5 separate regions of the Homo sapiens genome follow, and all the other regions are linked to region 1. A link is a loop called in an ENCODE intact Hi-C map of the cell type or tissue named here. Cell type or tissue: IMR-90. All regions are shown on one strand. Region 1 holds the start of FAT4 (FAT atypical cadherin 4). Region 2 has its middle 230 kb from the start of MIR2054. Region 3 has its middle 240 kb from the start of MIR2054. Region 4 has its middle 220 kb from the start of MIR2054. Region 5 has its middle 120 kb from the start of MIR2054.

Region 1 (4,000 bases):
AACACATAGAAACAAAAAGATACACATTTCACTCAGAATGTTTGCCTCTGGGGATGAGGTAAGGAGAGTGAAGAACAATAAGGAAGTACAGTAGAGTACAGGAAGGTAGAGTAAAGTGAGCAAAAGAGAGTCCAGCGTAAAATAATAGTATAAGGTGTAAATTAAGGGGGAAAGTGAGGGGAGAGGAGTGGAAGGGAGGACAGAAGAGCCTAGAGGAGGGAAGGGGAGAGAAGGGTGTAAAGAAGAAGGAATTGGAAGGAAAGAGAAAAAAAAGGAGAGGGAGAGAGGAAAGGAGAGGAAATGAGGGGAAGAAAGGGAGGAAAAGGGAGAGGAAGAGAAGGGAGTACAAGGGATGGAGAAGGAAGGGAAGGGAAGAGGAGAAGAAAGGAGAAGAGGGGAGGAAAGCAGGAAGTTGAGAGAATACCCTTTCCTGGAATAATGTTGCTAATGCCTTACGAATTGAGGAATATAATTAACCTAGCCTTTGCCACCTGGAGTCTAAAACATGACAAAAACATAATTTCATACATTTAATTAAATAATGATGGCAAATGTGTATAGATCATAACAAATTGTTACAGAGCTATTTGTTTTAACGTATGTTCTAAGGTTCAAATGAGGTATTCTCTGGTTTCTTTCATATTTGGACATAAAAATATGTCCCCCACAGTCTATTAACATCGGGGAATATCTTCCTCTTCAGAACTTTATTAAAAGCTTTGACTAAACAACACTTCTCACACAAGCCTTTGGTAGAAAAGCACAGATAAACTTAACTTTTTTTTTTTGAAAGGCAATTAATTAAAGAAAATGTACAATGAGAAATGATTCTTACACTAACTGTTTATTAATGTGTTCCATTATAATATCTACCTAGTAATGTATTCCATGGCTTTTTTGCATATTTCATGCATACAATGATCTCTATATGTCTTTACTTTCTTTCATTTACTTTTGGAGAGGGATCCATATTATTTATCATGCATGATTTACTTTTTGGGAGGGCATCCATTTTTTAACATGCATGATATTACAGGTTGAAATGCAAAAGAGAAAAGTAACAACAAAATACCTTTGTCTTTTATTAAAACCATGCTCTATATCTTACCTTAAATTGTGTACCTATCTATACATAGATTGTAAATTCATGTATAGGTTTTATCTATAAATGAATATGTTACTTTAAAGTAGTCATCATGCGAAAAGTTTCTACTTGTTAAAATAACCACACTATTGGCTAAATAATTTTCGATAATCCTCTTTTGAAATTGTCCAAAAAATTTTTATGTACTCTATCTCTCTATATATTTTCTGTATTAGTTTATTTTGCCATATCTTGTTTTGTAAAACTAAAATGTATACATATTGCACTGATTGAATACTTTCCATTTCACAGAATGAATGATCTTCACCTGTTTCCCAAATTAAATTCACTCATATATAATGCAAATGTAATACTATTGACACTAAATCTGAAGATTATCCCACAGGCAAAAAAAAACAAGCAAACCAACAAAAGTCCATGATCTCCTACAACAAGTATCTGAATGATTTCTTTCTGTTTATTTCTCTATAAATACTTGAATAATAGTGCATTAGGAAACAAAATAAAACAAAACAGTAATATTCTCTTAAAATCACACAGACATGATTTGTAAAAATTTGTAAAAATTTGTTTGCCACTTTAGTTAATCTACAAATATTTTTTGGCTAAATTATACCAAAAATAATGGTGTTAGGATTGTAACTTAAGAAAAATACGATTTTTGAAAAACAGGCTTAAATGTCTCTAAAAAGTCTAGAGTCTAATGTTTTCAAGTTTTAAAATACATAAATGGTTAAATTTAACTTTTTTGTCTGTTTCCAGTTAACTCATTACATTACAGTAGAGGAATATGTAGAAGTTAGCTTTTTAACCTAAACAGAGGAATTGGTGATAGCTTTAGAAATCATGTTTCCATAAATCAGTTTTGAGTTACAGGCTGCCTGCATCATCAAGACTTGAATTTGCTGTCTGTCCTACTATTCTTGATTTTTTTTTTTTTACTCTAAATAAGAAAGGCACTAGGAAAGTCTTAGAGATCGTTTTCTTTGCTGCTATCCCTAGGCAAGAAGCAGGAATTAGCCTTGTAATCCGATCCTTTTAGTCTCTGCATTTAATTTTAAGCAAGAAACCAGGAGACTAAAGATGTAAGACTGACGTAGAACAGCAGAGGGCAGTATTTACTCATGACTGAACCCTCTCTGGGCGCAGAAAGTTTTACGTTTGTGAGGGATCCTTGTGGCAGAAATGTATGACATATGCCCTGTATTTGCATTGTTTGGCTTGAATTCTTATTTTCTAGGTTGGTTCCCTTAAAGGGGAAAAATATCGATCTGATTCCTAGTAACGTTTTTCTTCTTTTAAAGAAACGATGCATGCCACCACAAAAATTAACTGCAGTGAATAGTGGGTGAGTTGATCTGAGTGCATTAAGTGGCATGTGGGTATTTTTAAAAACTTAAGCTTAAATATTATTTTATTTATTTCTACTTTCTCGTATCTATTTCTCCCAGACTGAAAAGCAAAATAAAACTTTATTAGGTTTCCTTTGACTAAAAAATGTGGAGGTGGAAATACTCCATCAGGGATCAAAATTCCAAACTAACTTTGCAACAGGAAAAGATCTCCCTCTTTTCAAAGGGCTGCCATTATTATTGTTGTTGAAACCCTAAGGTTTGGGCTACTGGCACCTGGAATCCAGTTGGGAAAGAAAACAAAACAAACACTGAGTTCCCCTGGCCTTTCCTATAGTAGGAAGTCCAAAGTGCCCTTGCTACGGAGGCCTCCTGCCCCCTAGTCACCTGGAAGGTGGGGGAGAGGGGCAAGTGAGTGAAGATTTAGAGTTTAGCTCGCCCTAGACAGCAGGGAGCCCACTGTGTAGAAAGAGGAGCAAAGGGGAGGATTTGATTTGGATTCTGTGGGATCACACTGTATGGCAGCTCTATCCCTTGCATAAAGAGAGAAGGGGCAGGAAATGGTTAAAGCAAATCTGCACTGTGCATTCCCAGACAGGCTTTGCTTAATCCTTCCTCCCCGCTTTAACAGACCCTCACCCCCCGCCTTTCTTTTATTTCTCTCGACCCCCTTACCCCTGAGTTATTACTAGCATAACAACCTAACGGTCTTCCCCCAGACCCTGCCACTAAAGTTATTTATCTGCAAACCTGACCCCACCCCCATCTATTCTGCGGCAGCCTTTTGCTGTTATTGCTCTGACGCCGGCCAAGATTTGGCCGAAAAGGAAAAAAAAAAAAAAAAAAGAAAAGAAAAAAAATCACCCCCCTTTTTAGCGCCTCCGCCTCGCTGTGCTCCCACACCAGACCGCCTACAGCCCTCCGGGAGGCTGAAGTGATTAGCATCCCGAGAAGCCAGTCGGAGGCCGGGCAAGGCGGAGGGCGCTCGCGGTAGGAGTGCCGGTCGGGGCTGCTTCAGCTCCGGCCCAATGGGGCTGGGGCGAGGGAGGGGCAGAAGGTGACAGGACTGGGAGCTAGGGGGAGTCCAGGCGAACTAAAGTGCGGGGATCAATGAGTGTCGAGCAAAGTTTCTGAGTGCTGCTCCAGCTCGCGGTCTTCCCTCCCCCTCTGTTTGTGTTTCGGCGACGCGCTGTGTGTGTGTGTGTGCGTGTGTATGTGTGTGTGTGTGCATGCCTGTGCGGCGGGGAAGGGGCGGGGAGAGTGTGAGGGACCAGGCGGGAGGTGGAGAAGGGCTCGCGGAGCCCTAGCTCCACCGCAGTCCAACCTTCGGCCCCGGCCGGCGAGAGGGAGAGCGCTGACAGGCGCCGTCCGGAGCTGCGGAGGGCGTCACTACAGCCCAGCGCCGACTTCGCCGCCTCCGCTGCCAACTGTGAAGGAGAGAGAGGCATCAACCACCCCCCGCCCCAAACAAAAAGCCTTGTGGATTACAAAGTGAAACTGACACGGGACAATAAAAGCAGAGATAGCGAGGGCAGGGGCGAGG
Region 2 (4,000 bases), 430 kb after region 1:
ACAGTTTCTTGCTTTACTGCCTTCCCCTGCCTGCCTCCATATCATGAAAAGAAGTACAACTTTCTCTTCCTGTTAGTCTAGCTGCTTAAAAATAACACATTCCAGCAAGGAGGGAGGGAGATTACAAGCAACAGGACATATGAGACTTGCCAAGGGGCCAGCATTTCCTGGCTCACAATTGCAGGAAAGGCTTTGCTCCGTTATCAATGGGACCTGGATGCTTTGATAGGCAATTGTTTTAAAAGCTGAACAACATTTGCAGTTGAAATATTGTGTGTGTGATACAAGTCTTGTGTGGAGGAAATATAGCACCAGATGGATCGGACAATAGTCTTGTCTGATGTTTTGTTCTTTTTACTGGTAATAAAATTAAAAACTCAAGAAATGGCCGTATGCAACTTTGCTTTTAATAAAGTCTCTGTTGTTTTAGAAAAGAATGGTGTAACTGTCATGAACAATACAGATTTCCTTTTCAATAATTGTTGATTTTAAAATGTACTGAGTTAAAATAGAAATTGACCAGAAACAATAGAATGGTTGTGACACCATGATCATTTTGAGTAAGGACATTCCTTATGAAGCACATTGACTCCATCATCTCCAGCTAGATTAGAAAAAAAGATTGACTACTTAGAAATATACTCCCCCTTTAAATAAAATAGAACCATGACATCCAAACAATTCCTGCTATTTAAAGAATATCTTGACTAAGAGTGTTTTGTTCTTGATTCTGGCTCCTAGGGAAGTTATATAAATAAATAAATATATATATTTATATATGTTATATTTACATTATATAGATAGTTATATAGAGAATGTAAATTATTAAATTTTATTTTTATTAAATATATGTATACACATATATGTTCTCCCTTTCCCATAAAATTCATTAGTTGTGAGGCTCTTTCTGGAGTATGGATCAGGAAAATAAACTGTAGGTGTATGGTAAATAGTAGGTGCTAAATAAGTATCCATGGCTTCCACCTCCTCTCCATTGTTGTTGATTATACTGAGAATTCTGATAGTGAAATTGCTTCATGAATCAGTATATATAATGTATACTAGCAGAAAGTGACATTATGATATCCCAAAATAAAGCAAATCATCCTGTAGAAGCTAGTGTTTGAGAAAGTCTGTCTATATTTTTTGTTTTGGAAATTTGATCCGGTGTATGTATAAATCTCCTTTTGCCCAAATCTTTCAGAACATCCTGAATTCTGAAGATCCTACTTAAGTAGCAAAACTTCACATTTATAATATGCTTAAGTAAATGTATAGAAAATCATTCTATAGTCCTGCCATAATTCTTCTTTGATATATCCTGGAGCCCTTAGAGGTTAAACGTGGTAGGTAGAATCATGAGGGTAGTTTAAAGAACCTTATTTCCAGGGAGAAACATACTATCTGACATACAAAAGAAGAAAAAATATTTTATAATCAAGTCGAAGAAGTTAAAATTAAAAAGAGAATCAAGCAAAGTATTTAAAAAATTGACAATATTTATAAAATAGAATTAGATTCAGACTTAATATTTACTTTTATTTTAATACTGACTCCTGATGGAACTTAAAAACAGCTGGCTTTGTTGATCTAATGGTTCCATGTAAGGCTACATAGGCACAGTCAGAATCATTAAAGTTCCATTCTCATCAGATTTATGCTTGAGAAAACAGTATTCTCTTATAGTAATTTATTGTAGACACTTCTTTGTTTGGCTTAGATATATTACTAAAATGACAGAAAAGGATGAAATGAAATAGTACAGCAATTACACAGTTTAAAACTTTTCATTAATAGAGAAGGATTGAACTGCATCTTTCATTACCACCATCTGTGTTGTATATAGCATTTTAAGATTAATAACCAGGCGGGGTTTTGTTTGTTTCTTTGTTTATAGGGAATTCAGACCAAGATAGGTTTTCTCATTTCTGAAGAACATTGTTTAAAAAAGGACAATTATCTTTCTTGCACTGCAGGGACATTCTCAAGGCCTTCCCCAGACTATCCCTTCCCCAATAAACCTACACTGGTGCCTCAGCACTGACATATTTTTATTCAAAATAAAGAATACATTATCGTTTTACCTAACCTAGTAAAAGATCTTTTTTTCTTTAGTGATGGCCTGTTTTCATCTTCTCGAATGCCAACTACAACATTGGTTTAAATTTCAATACCTAAATAAGACTCAGGGTGGAGAAAAGATGTCATCTGTGGTTTCCCAGCAATAATTTAATATTCTAAATTGCATCTCCTCCTAGTGGTCTCATAGAGTAAATACAGTTTCCAGTGTGGGTGGATCACTTGATTCGATTCAATTCAATTCAATTCAATTCACTTTTGTTCAATTCAGTTTCACAAGTATTCATTGAATACTTTGGAACAGATGATCACTCTTTGAGATGCAGATTGAAAAGTACAAGGAACTCCTATCATTACCTCAAATAAATTAATATTATGAGCCAATGATTTTAATAACCAGTTGTGGCACTTTTATTTAGTTCTTTTGATCTTTTAAATTAAGTAGTAATACAGCAGTGGCTCACGCCTCTAATCTCACCACTCTGGGAGGCTGAGGTGGGCAGCTCGCTTGAGCTCATGAGTTCGAGACCAGAGTGGGCAACATGGCGAAACCCCATCTCTACTAGAAATACGACAATTCTCCGGGCATGGTGGCATGTGCCTGTAATCCCAGCTACTTGGGAGGCTGAGGTAGGAGGATGGCTTGAACCTAGAAGGCAGAGGTTGCAGTGAGCTGAGATCATGTTTCTGCATGCTGCACTCCTGCGTGGGCAGTAGAGCCAGACCTTGTCTCAAAAAAAAAAGTAATACAATTCTGCATTTCAATACTAATAGTTACAGAAACTCTCCTGTGCAAAGATGGCAATACTGCTGAAACTAAACCAATGTTTGGCAGATAGAATCACTGTGCTAAGGTATCAAAGTCTAAATTCAGAGTGTTTTGGGGGTGATTGAATGTAGTGAAAAGCATGGTGCAATGAAAGGCTTCTAGGAAGGCACAATGTTGGACCGGAAACACATTAGTTTTTTGACTGGGAGAGGGAATACTGCTTTCTAGTGCTGACTTTGCTACAATTGCGAGATCTCAGATAGTTACCCAAACACCTCAGTCAGTCTCCTCAATCAAAAAGTGACGGGAAAGACCAAGTTCTCCCTAGGGTTCCTTCTTGTACTGGATTTATACAATTCTGGTTTTTAAATTTCTACAGGATAATACCCAACTTGTTGTCAAACAGTGACGGGCTTCAAATTGTCTTTTGATTGCTATATGATTTAATAGGACTAGAATCCCATTCCTTAGTGATTTTTCCATTATAGAAATCTCTTTCAGTTTTTAGTATGATTTTTCAAATGCAAAGTAAAATAATGTACAATACAGATTAATAGTGATATATGAAATAAATGTATAGTAGATAAAAACCAGCATATCTGCTTACCTCTCAATTATTAATTTAAACAGCAATAATTACTTAAAATAGTCACTAATAAATTAATATAAGCACTTAAATGGTACTTTGTTAAATTATTAGCAAATGCAAATTTATGTAACTCTCTAAACAACTTGTCCGAGTTAAGTATTATTTTTTATTTCTCTTTTATAAAAACAGAAAATGAAGTAACTTTCTCAAGGTCTGAAAGTGAATAAATAAACAAAGCTAGAATTTGAAGTAAAGAAGTGTCACTACAGAGTTCATGTTCTTAATACCTACAACTTACTGCCTGGATGCAATGCTTCTAGCCCAATGGCCATGTCTGCCAATGTTACCTTCCATCACCTCCACCCCAGTGTATCCCTGACCCCAAACTGACCAATCAATCTCTCTTTCAGGAAATTGGAATAAAAGCTCATAGCTACATGTGCTTGCAGTCAGATTAGATTAATGGCAGACCCCAGAGGACAAACACTCAAAAATAAGTCATAAGGGATCTTGTTCAAGTCTTTCTGGGGCATAGTACTTGAGATTGTTCTCCAAGTCTATGA
Region 3 (4,000 bases), 440 kb after region 1:
TTTCTCTTTTCTTTTTTCCTTTCTTTCTTTCTTTTCTTTCTTTTCTTTCCTTCCTTCATTTTTGTCACTCAGCATTGATTTCCTCTTCATAACAATTCTAGAAATTTCCTGTGGAGTAATATCCGTCACTCATTTTCAATCATTTGATTGGGGTAGAGTTCACCAGATGCACAGTAGTTGGTTCAATTGTGGGCACATTTAAATTAAACTATTTTGCAGTAACGATGGTACAGGCCAGTTCCAACATTTGAGAAACCACAGCTGTGAAACAGAATAAGAAAACCCAAGTTCAAGGCACATTACTTGAGCCTTGAACCAAACCATACCTGAAGTCAGATTGTCCCTGGATGCTTTGAGTTTGTGAAACTGAATTCCTTTTTTATGCTTACATTAATTTAGTTCAACTTTTCTTTCACTTCCATCTGAATTGTTCCTACTGTAAGTCATTTGTCTTTTTGTTTATGAGTGTGTCACTCATTAGATGATAAACTCTTTGATAGCAGAGGCCATTTCTACCTGGCTCTTCTTTTTCAAGACCCAGGACAAGATAAAGTCTACAGCAAATTTTCAATAAGTAACAGAATAATCTCATTTTGTTTTGCTTGATGTAATAGTAATAAAATGAACACAATGCACTTAATTCTACTGTTTAGTCATTTGCCGGAGTAACATTTATACATTTATGATTATAGTCAATGGAATGATCCCTCATCTTTAGCCAAATTGTCTGTAAAAACTTCAGAAGAATTTGAAATCTTGGAAGCAGTCTATAGGCATACCACCCTGAACATGCCAGATCTCATCCCAAATTATGGAAGCAAAGTTGTGAGTTCGTGTGTATGTAAAAGAGAAATAATTTGTTTCTTTTCCATTTAAATATTAAATATGAGTAAGATTCAACACATATAAAGTGAGTCAGCCTGTTGTGTGAAGGATTAGGCTGGAGTGCCTGTGCCTGTCTCATTACCAACTGCTCTGTACACTCCAGGGAGTTGAACAGTGGTGGAGTGCAGTTGGAGGGAATTCCAACAAAAGAAAAGGAAAGATTATTTGGCATTTTGTTTCACAAATTGGTCTGAAAGGATTAAATTAAATTTTTGCTGATTTACTGTTAACTCACACCTTCTGCCATGTGCAAACTAAGGAAGATTTAGAGATCTTCTTTAGTAAAATCCCTTGTCATATGTGGCTTTCATTGTCAAATAATTCAGCTAAATGCAGGTGGAATGCAGGGACTGAGTCAATTGTTGAGGTCTTGTGAACATATAAGAGAAGAAAGGGAGAGTCTTTAGAGCCATCTATCAGAAACTTACTGGTTTGCAGACCACTGGAGAGTGGGTGCTCTCTGTCTGCTGCAGGATTTTGTTTGGCCTAGTCCCTTCTCAGGATGTTCTGCTGGCATCTGCCGCTGACATCTGGGGCTGATGAACATAAAATATAATTTTTCTCGACTCAGTCAGTGGTTCTGTCCTGACTCAGTTCTTGCTGTGTTGCCCATTCTCTGCCACTTTCTCCATCGGGATCCTTGGCCTAATCACTCCACTCTCTGTAGCCACATGGGAACCAGGAGAAACTTGGCAGATCGTTCCGGACCCTATTTATCTGTGGTCATTTTACTCCATTTCCAGTGTTACTGCTCCACCCAATGGACACACAAGGTCCTTTGCTCCAGTCTCTTCCAAGCGTCCCAAATGGAGAAGTGGACAAGAGCTCCTTGTCCTCAGCCTCCTTATCAAACTAAGTGACACCTCCCCTCCTCAATGCCAAACCCAGAAAAGAGAAATGAGACATATCTGAAAGCTTCCCTGCCTGGTATTTTCTCTATACTCCCCTAGGACTTGGAGTGTCCGCTTATTTCTTCCTGTCAGCCTAGAATTTCCCTCTGTCATCTAGTTCATAGAGCTGAAATTATGATTGGTAATTTCTTCTTCAGAAATGCTTCACATTCAAGTCTAATGACTTGTTGAAAAATCATATTTGTATTATCTTAATCTGAATATTGGTATTTGATTTTCCTCTTGCACTCGTACTCTAACTTTAATTAATTTGAAGTAGACAAGTACCTGGGGCTGACTAAGGAGAAGGTAATATTATTAAAATGCAAATGATAGCAGCCCTTTAAAACTTTGTTCAAATATGATTTCTATTACATGCACCAAACTACTGATTCCTTTCTATTTAAATTTATTATATTTATGATAGCATATCAACTATGTAAGAACTCAATACCCAAACCATATTACATGACCCTAGTTCAAGCCATTTTGTTTCTATTAATTTCTATCAGTTAAAGTATTACCCTTTGTCAAACAAGAAAAACACATATTTTGATACTCTATGAAAATAATCTTTTGCTATAGCTTGTATAACAATAAAAAGCAAGGACAGGCATGGTGGTTCACTCCTGTAATCCTAGCACTTTGGGAAGCTGAGATGGGCAGATTACCTGAGCCTAGGAGTTTGAGACCAGCCTAAGCAACATGGCAAAATCTCATCTCTACAAAAAAATCCAAAAATTAGCCCGGCATGGTGGCACATGCCTGTAGTCTCAGCTACTTAGGAGTCTGAGGTGGAAGGATCACTTGAGCCCAGTAGGTTGTAGTGAGCTGAGCGATCGAGCCATTGCACTCCAGCCTGGGTGAATGAGACCCCTATCTCAAAAAAACAAAAAACAAAAAACAAAAAATGATGGTTCTTAAATTGCTTGTGACATTGAGTAGAATTTTTAATGAGTATATAATATTTTAAGTTAAAATAATTGAAATGCTAAGTGTAATATATTTAAGTGCCATTCAAATTAGTGATCAATTTACATTTATTAATGTAAGTAGTGGGTGAGCATTCTTTCTCCCAATCTCTCCTTCCTTCTTTCATTCTTTTCTTTTTTTTGTCTTTCTCTCTCCCTTTTTTCTTTCTTGATCCATTTTATTCTTTCTCCAGGGATTCCAGCATTTGTCCCAGCATGTTTTATGCAGAAAGAAGTGATCAAGGAAAGTGTCCAAGACATGGTAAGCCAAATGTAGAATGAGGCAGTCATAGTGAGAGGATTGTCCACTCTGTTATGCATGATTGAGAGTCATATTTATTCCTAAACTACATTCTTTTATTATTACTGTTAACTTTTCTCTGAAGTCCACATTATTTAAAATTTACTTACATGCTTTTCTTTCACAGTTAAATGCTCTTGCACTTAAGTTCCTGAAATAAAGCACTGCCTCCTTAAACAGAAATACTAATTTATTATAAATATGCATATTAAATCCTGAAAAAAGTATAGAATTCCGGTTACCATTAAAATAAAGGAGATAACTTGCCTGGCCATATGAAAATCTCTTGTCCAGAGGGCAGTAGCAAGGTCATAGCTATTTCATATTTTCTTATTGATATTACATACATCTTCTTTGAAGATGTTATCCATTGTATAAAATTTCATTTCCATGTGTTTAAATTTTTTCCTTAATACATTTAATATAATTAATAAAGTTTAAACGAATATGTTTAATTTTTATAGGTCACGTTTTTTCTGAATTGAATTCTCTTTCTTTATAATGGTATTAAAATTTGATGAAATAAAACTGGTACAAAAATTGTGATACTAATCAATAGGTTCTCATAAGTTCTTGAACAACTGGAGATGAAAAATGTCATGTTTAAAAATGAAGAGTCAAAAACGACAAAAATATGGAAAACCTTGGGATTTTAATTTGTATTTTATTAAAGTTTAGATGACATTAATAACTTGAAATAGTTGGTTTTATAATTATATATATGCTATCTACAACCTAACTATTCATAATGAATGCATGTATTTTACATATTTAATAATCTAAGATAAAATGTAGTAGTAATGACTGAAGTGTTCTTTATAACTAATAATGTAACACATTTTCTTTTTGTAGAGGAAGCAGTGAGATAGGAAGAAAATAAAATCAATAAATCAAAAATGGTAAAACAAATAATGCCAAAATGAAATCAAATATAGAATTTTCACACTGCTGTA
Region 4 (4,000 bases), 420 kb after region 1:
AGCAGATACTCACAACACTTCGACTCACTGCAATAGCAACAAGATGTGGCTACAAAATTATTACAGTAGTACAGTATGTATTGCAGTTAATTTTATGTGGTTTTGATTTAATACTGGATCTTTACATTTGTTTACATTTCTCTGGACTGTGAATGAGGTCATGTATTGTCAATAAGTGTGTGTATAAATTTTGATAAATTTTAACTTTTGTAATAGATTTGTGCGTATTTTATGGTAGTAAAGGATAAAATAGAATAATATCTACATATATTTTACTCATTCATGACATATCTAACTTTTTATTTTTTTAGTTATTTCTAGGCTATGAGGTTTATCTGTGAGTTTTTTCAAATTTTCTCAAGTCTCCTGAAAATTTTCTAATATATTTGTTGAAAAAGATCTGTGTATAAATGGTCCTGCGCCATGAAAATCCCTGTTATTCAAGGGTCAACTGTATTTTGAAGAAAACCTTAGTGTTAATATAACAGATCTCTAAAGGGGCAATGATAAAATGTGTTAAATAAAGTAAAAGGGAAGATTGGACATTAAAATAGTAATTGGAATTAAACCCATCTTCAATGTACTGAGAACTGTGGCTCAGAAAACACCGGAAGTCACAATCTTTGGAAAAGAATAGACGGAAAAACCTTAACAAGTTATTTCTTATGGCATAGGTAGCCTTTTGCCCAAATCATAAGGCAGAGGAATGTTCTCCTGGGAGCCCACTTAGGGAGCGAGAAAAAGACAGAGCTGAGAATCAGGCTGGGACAGATACGAAGATAATACTGTACTTGGGGTTTATACCTCAAAAACATGTAGGGAGGAATAAAGGCAGCCAGAAACCAGAATTTAGTGCAACACTGGGAAACTGAAAGCAACAGGAGTGGAGTCATGGGATTTCTGTATAAGCAGAGACAGCCAGCTACAACTTAGTTTTACAGTATAGTAAGTGAATAGGTAAAGCCAAGGAGACAACAAAGCAGTGGAATGGAAACAGTAGCAGCAAAATTCCTTGAATTAGAAAAAGAACTCAAATCTAAAGGAAGTCTTAAAAACATTTTCAAGAATTACCTTTTTAGAGTTATTTCTCTCAGAATATGATCACCTTGGCAGTAACAAGCTTGGAATCCCCAAAAAGGATGAATAAAAAGCACCTGAGTACATAAATGCATAAATATGAAACAAAAGGAAAATAGGCAGAGGTCAGATTTCTATTGTAAAATATTAACCTATAATTGAATCTTAATATTTGTCTATTTATAGGTAGCTTGGGTGAAATTATACAAGTCACTTTGTGTAGGGAAGAGCTAGCATTTACTAGGAGAAAAAAAACACTTCATTTTACGTTTGCAATTTCATTTAAACTTTGGAAGAATGCTGATTCTGCATCTAAATCGCAGGACTATTAAACAGCTTTCCTAAGGCCTCATATCTATGTGAGTCAGTCTTGAATCTTACTTCCACTTCCCTGGCTGACTCCTCTCCAGGGCACTCCTTCCCATCACAAGTTGACTTTGGGTCTGGACACAGCATTGTTGCAACAAGAATGTAAACTAGAGCAACTGCTGTGCTTTGAATCCTGACTCAGCCACTCATGCCTCTCTAGGACTTGAGGCATGTTAGTTACTTTTCCTGCATGTCAGTTTCTGCATCTGTAGAGTGGGATGACAGAACCTGCCTCACAGTCACAGAGGGAGGATGAAATGAGATAGTGAAAGTCCAGCACTTCTTTGGAGCTCGCAGGACTACCATATCTTAAAGTTCCCATTAAATAACTGGACAGGGGCAAAGCTGCAGCACAGTATTACAAGCACATAGTAAGCACTCAATGTGAAGTTACTGTGATTCAAACAAAGCAAAATGGATATTTTTGACAATATTTATTGGCTACATATGACATTATTATAGCTCCTTCTACAAAAAAATGCAAGAAATCTTTGCATCCCACCAAAAAATAGCTAAAATGGGAATTTCTTATCATTATAATTCTTCATTTCAACTTTGTTTAATTATATCCTAGACAACAAGGGATTTAGTTTATTTTCTTTAGCTATTCTAGTAAAAGCTTCACATACAAATGTTCAGTTTCATTCACAGCTAATATTTTTTTCAATAAATAACATAATACTTCTTTTACAAAATACAGTTAGAATCTATATTTGTCTGGCTTATCATAAGTAGTCACAATTCTTGCTCCACATTCATTGAAGTTAATACAAAAACTTGTCAGAAAACCAACAATCTAACCACAGTAAGTTATGTAGATTTTAAAGTCATGTAGATTTTACCAAATATTTCAACCCCCCTTAACATAAACTTTTATAAAATACATTCCGGGCTGAGCATAGTGGCTCATGCCTATAATCCCAACACTTTGGGAGACTGAGGAGGGCAGATAACTTGAGCCCAGGAGTTCGAGATCAGCCTGGGCAACATAGGGAGACCCTGTCTCTACAAATATACAAAAATTAGTCAGGCATGGTGGTGCGTGACTGTAGTCACAGGTATTTGGGAGGCTGAGGTGGGAAGAATGCCAGCACCCAGGAAGTTGAGGTTGCAGTGAGCTTTGATTCACGCCACTGCATTCCAGTCCAGCCAGGGCAAGGAGAGTGAGACTGTTTCCAACACACACACACACACACACACACACACACACACACACACACACACACTCTTAAATTCTTTTAGTTTTACCCCTTTAAGATCTCCCTGCAACTGCAACCTCTTTCTTCTGTCTTCCCCACACAGTCACATCCAATCCTTCCTATTTTGCACAGATTCTCTCCTTAGTTTAAATTACCTACTCAGGAAAACAAACTCAAAAATTAGCTAATTTTTAACGAAAGCCACTGAGAAAACAGCTCAACTGAAAGAAAGAGCTGAGTCCCTTGTTTCTTAAACGTTGCCTTCCTGTTCTCACCCTGAGAGAGGTCATCTACCCCAGTGAAATCTTTGTCAGAAATAGTTTCAATGCTTGAGAGATACTTGAAGCTACCTATTTGTACGTTTTGACCACTCTGTGCCCTTTCTCTCTACCTGAGTGTTCCTCTAGACTAAAGTAGTCTCAGAGTGGGGCTAGCAGGCCCTCCATGATGTCTATGCAACCCTCTGTCCCTGACCTACCAGCAGCCAGCACAGACTGAGGCAACAGTATTCAAATAGGATGAAAAGATGTTCATAGCTTATTTGAATGTTAAGTGTCTTTCTTTATGCAGTTGCTTTGTTGTTTATGTTGTCATAGAATAAATAGTATGGTGGTTTATTTTTGTTTCTTTTGAAAAGTGCATAGTTGATTTAATGTATATTCATGTTTCATAATGTATTCTCTGATATGTCTCTCTATACATGTATTCTCTAGTCTCTCTCTATATATTCTCTCTCTCTCTCTCCATATATATATATATGCCCTTCTGGCACATGTGGAGGTTACTTTATGATCTTGGTATAGGGGAGATGTTACAATGTCATGTTTCTTAAGGCTTTGATGCTGTCTCATTATTTTTACCTAGACAATATATACTCTTTTCCAGAAACATATGCAAATGCAGGCTTCTTTATGAACCCTTCCTTTCCCTTCCTGAGACAAGTTAATCAGCCTCTTCTGAATTGCTTCTATTGTTTGCTCCTCAAAGGCATTCCATATTGTTCTAATATAAATTTTCTTCTCCCTGACTCTTACAGAGGTATTCCTGTTGCATAGAAAACTACTTGCCATATAGAACATGAAGTATTTATGTTAATTGAATATATTGAAGCCAGTGAGGCAGATTACTGGTTTGATTTTTCAGATATTAATTTTGATAAGCAGTGGTTTTGCAGTTGGTTTTTAACCAGATAAACAAAAATGTATTTAATGCAGATGGGCACAAGTGAACAACACTCATGATTGGATTTGCAAAACAAAAATCTCTATGTGCACTTTTTTTGAAATCAAGGCAAACCAAAGGATTTTTTATAAATATTGTTATTCTACTAGAAATTACATCACTTTTCCCCTATT
Region 5 (4,000 bases), 310 kb after region 1:
GCTGAGCTCTTGATACAGAACCATCCCACAAGGAGACCAGGTAACTCCTTACATGTTAAATTAATGAGACTGCCTTCTAACCTGAAGGAGACAGCAATATAAATTCACTGGAGTTTACGTCTACTCTAGATATAAATTTCTGTCCCTGTTTGCAATGATCCTGCCAGCATTACCATTTAACAATTTGGAAAAAACCTGATTTATTTATAGATGATAGATAACTCATAATATCCCCTGAGTGGAGGGGGGGGTTAATAGTGAAATAGGTGCATCATTAGCTGCATGACCAAAGACCAACTAGAGTGCTATAGAGGATACATTTTATTAAAGGGTCCCATGATAATTTAGACTTTGTATGCCGCAAGGTCATGTCACACCTACAAATTCTGCAGTAAGATTGGAAAAGCAGCCACAGACAATACATAAATGAATCATAGTATATGTGCTGCAAGAAAACTATTTACAAAAATAGGTGGTGGACCAGATTTGGCCCTTTGCTGTAGTTCACTGATCTTTGAGCTTCAGCATCATCTTAGGAATAGCATTCTTTCATTGGTGTGTTGTCCTTTAGGATATGGCATATGAACAAAACCAGAACTACGAATCTAATAGTATCACCCAGGAACCAAGTGGTGAAAATATAACTGATGCTTCTCACCTTCATTCAAGCAATTTACTTGTGGAGTTCATGCTTCCAACACACTGCTGAATTTAAGGTGATCGTTCTTAAGGTGGTGAATGCTTCCAAAAGGACACAGTAATGGTTCCATTGAACTGAAGCTATGGTTATCATTTCTATTGAACTGAAACTATGGAAATCTGGTTCTTTGGACTCATCATGTTGGTGAACTAGCAGGCAAAGAACACAGTTACTGTATTGGCAGGGATAATTAAACCTGATTATCATAAGGAGCAATGGTTTCTGCTAGGTAATAGAGGCGCTGCAGTATATACAGTACTTTCTTCCATTCCCTGTGAAAACACTGGACAGGCAATTTTTAGCAATTATGGCTTGATCAGGAGAAGGTAATTAAGAGCTCAGACTTTACTGGCATGAAAGTCTGGGTCATGCACAGGAATGCAACCTGAATCTCCATAAGTTCTAAGGAAAGCATTATCTAGAATGAATATTAGAGAAAGGAAATTATAAATATCAATTGTGGCCATATAAATAATTATAGTTGCAGGAACAAAAACTTGTTACAAAAACCTTCATGTATTATGTAACTTGGAAAGATTATAGACTGATATTACTATAAATATGCAGCAATAAGAAAAAGTTAATTTAGAGCATAAATGGATTTGATTGATGCAAAGAGTGGACTATAACAGACGCTTTTGTTTATTCTGAGTATCACCTCTGATTTTAGCTATGATGGTGGTGGATAGTTCTGTATGAGTATTGATAACTTCCTGCCAAATTGACTTAAAGAGCATGTTACATGGCTACATTTTTGGCCTGCATTGCCTTTAAAAGAAGAGAGGGGATTGAAGATTATTATAGATAATTGATAGGAAAGGATAATAAATGAAAGGAAAAATAAGATGTGGAAGAAAACTGTCAAAGTAAAAATGGTGACTAAAGTATTAGAGGAAAGAAATTGTGCTGTGGTTAATGGAGCACAGTTTTCCCATAACCATGCTATGTCTCTTGTAGCAAGTACAAGTATTTTCTCATCTCCATGCTACACCTCTTCTAGCAAGTACATCTCCCAAATGCCCTTAGGGATGGAGTTCTGGTTATGAATTACTCACACTTGTGCCAAGATTGGCAGGTGAAAGTCAGACATAGGCCATCTGTGACAGGTCATGGCAATGACAGGACTCTGTGGCTGCCTGGCCCATGTGGCTGGTGTTGTCACCAGCATCATTGGGGATGAGGTGCAGTTGTGGTCATAGAGATATCGGGGATACCAGGAGCATTGACTTGACCACTGAATTGTAGAATTGTAGATGTGCACTGTGGCCTTTAATTCAATAGTTCAATGTCACTCCAGCTTCTGATTCTCTGGAATCGTTTAATGTATTTGTATGCTTGTATTTAAGGTATTTGTATACTTTATATATCACTACATCTATCTTGAGTGGGTGTGTCTTTTGTCTGCTACATCTTGGCTGCTTCAAGGAGAGGATGCCATCCTACTGGCTTGTTTAATTTCCCTTTAAGTAGTCATGTCTCAACTTTCCCACTGAAACTGGGGCACCCCTTTTACAATTGAAGACAATATTTCTCAATAATGTAATACAATTGTTTCTTGGAGAAGACTTCTGTTAATGCTGAATTCTACAACACCGCAGCTTCCTTATATTGTAACTTTCCTTGTCTTATTTAAACACAATTAAATACAAAGCCCAATTTAGGTAAAAGAAAAACAATTGTATCTCAGGCATCAAGTCATCTCCTGGTTTGGTGATATGCCAGACTTAAGCACTCATCTGCCAATTATTCATCTCTCTGTGTGCCACAGCTAATGCATTTGCCAAACATTCCAGGTGTCAATTGCTTTACTTATGCTTTGTTGGAAAGGATAAAAAGAAACTCCCTAGGAAATATTGCCAATTAAGAAGAATAGCTTTTTTAATGGGGATGTATTATTTTCTCCTTAAATTCCATTAGGTACTTAGCTTTCAGATTTTCACATGTTTTACAGATTTGCAGATGATTTTCCAGTTTGGCATGTTTATAGTTGGCCGTATTTAAATATATGCATAAGAAAATGTATTTATTGGACAGATCAATCTTGGTTTCTGCTATATCCTTACTGTTCTCTGGGAAACTCCTCCATTTCCATTACTAGTTGAGCAAAGCTGCAGGCATGGCCCTGTTCTGTACCTCATAAACCACCCCCAAAACCACATGTAGTAGTAGGTTCACAGCGGGCCGATGACCCAATGACAGGTAACCTACAAGATGGTAGGATCTATAAAACTGGTATTTAAAAATCTTCCCCAACAAGGATCATAATGTTTACCTTGGCCTATCAGATACTCTTTCTTGGGAATTTGAACGGTTACCAGTTTACTAGTACTTGGAAAAATAAGAAAACCTACAACCTGAAGTGGAGAAAGCTGAAGATTTACACATTTTCAATTATTTTTTAACAAGTATGTGATTTGAAAATGGCTATTAAAACCATCTAAACAATACAGATTTCAACTGGGATAGATACTAAATATAATAGACATTTTAAAAATGTCATTTTATCTGAAACAGGCCTAGGACATGGCTTTTGTATTCAGGATTTCAAAAACCTCTAATAATTCAGTTCACAATATTTACAGCTCATTTTAAATCGCTACAATTTATTGGCACAAGATCTGAAATCCATATCCTGAATCCATCATACTGTCTTAATTATTCCACTAGATGGTGCATAATAATATAACATTTTTCATATGTGTAAAATTTACTAATTAGAAATTGTATTTGTGTGCAAATATTAGATATAGCTTGCATATATTTATCTAAGATAAAATGCCTAGACAGATGCACGAGAAATTAAGCCTGTATTGGCATTGTTTTGGGCTGTACCACGTCTTCATGTAATACCCATATTCTTAGTATATTGCAGGATATACATCCTGTATAGCTCACACTGCAATTAATTACAGGCTATGACATAATTATCATTCGAATGAAATAAACTTTATTAAAATATATACTGTATGTCTCTCTGGAAAGTTTGCCTATTCATCTAAGCATGCATAACAAAGGGTTTTGTGGAAGCAACAGGATCCCAGATTAGGCTGCCAGATCAGTTTAATCAACTCTGGAAGGAAATGGAGTGACAGTTGTCCAAACCAGATCACACTTATATTCTCATCAAGTCAGTTAATCCTGTTCAACCAACTGTTATTTTGGAAGAGTAAAAAGGATCCTACCTTCTGGCATCTTGCAATATGGTTTGGAAAACAAAAACATATATAATCTGAAAGAGGCTATGATAAAAATTCAAATAGAATTACAGACAAATTGCAAAGAAAGAACAAAGGAAAGAAA

The links. Peaks named below come from ENCODE experiments on the same cell type or tissue, not always from the same donor. Only the 100,000 strongest peaks of a DNase experiment are listed, where the experiment ranks them.
Region 2: a loop joins it to region 1, with 7 times the contacts of the local background. A loop is called at or near these places in 86 of 110 quality-filtered maps.
Region 3: it touches region 1 in a loop (6-fold over the local background); 79 of 110 quality-filtered maps call a loop at or near these places.
Region 4: it touches region 1 in a loop (4-fold over the local background); 10 of 110 quality-filtered maps call a loop at or near these places.
Region 5: a loop joins it to region 1, with 2.3 times the contacts of the local background. A loop is called at or near these places in 5 of 110 quality-filtered maps.

What each region holds. Positions count from the first base shown.
Region 1 is chr4:125,311,408-125,315,407 of GRCh38, forward strand. It overlaps FAT4 (FAT atypical cadherin 4), which reads left to right and starts at 3,548. Exons shown (of 18, transcript NM_001291303.3): 1 at 3,548-4,000. In IMR-90, a CTCF peak has its summit at 2,221 (motif pointing right); DNase peaks (open chromatin) are centred at 2,214 and 3,514; H3K4me3 peaks cover 1,046 bases; H3K27ac peaks cover 1,092 bases.
Region 2 is chr4:125,739,798-125,743,797 of GRCh38, forward strand. No RefSeq gene overlaps it. Among named protein-coding and RNA genes, the nearest start is that of MIR2054, 230 kb to the left of the region's middle. RefSeq lists a silencer at 17-311. In IMR-90, a CTCF peak has its summit at 2,258 (motif pointing left); no DNase peak of the experiment used is centred here; H3K27ac peaks cover 211 bases.
Region 3 is chr4:125,749,659-125,753,658 of GRCh38, forward strand. No RefSeq gene overlaps it. Among named protein-coding and RNA genes, the nearest start is that of MIR2054, 240 kb to the left of the region's middle. In IMR-90, a CTCF peak has its summit at 1,659; no DNase peak of the experiment used is centred here.
Region 4 is chr4:125,727,255-125,731,254 of GRCh38, forward strand. No RefSeq gene overlaps it. Among named protein-coding and RNA genes, the nearest start is that of MIR2054, 220 kb to the left of the region's middle. In IMR-90, no CTCF peak of the experiment used is centred here; DNase peaks (open chromatin) are centred at 1,527 and 2,547; H3K4me3 peaks cover 181 bases; H3K27ac peaks cover 410 bases.
Region 5 is chr4:125,623,371-125,627,370 of GRCh38, forward strand. No RefSeq gene overlaps it. Among named protein-coding and RNA genes, the nearest start is that of MIR2054, 120 kb to the left of the region's middle. In IMR-90, no CTCF peak of the experiment used is centred here; no DNase peak of the experiment used is centred here.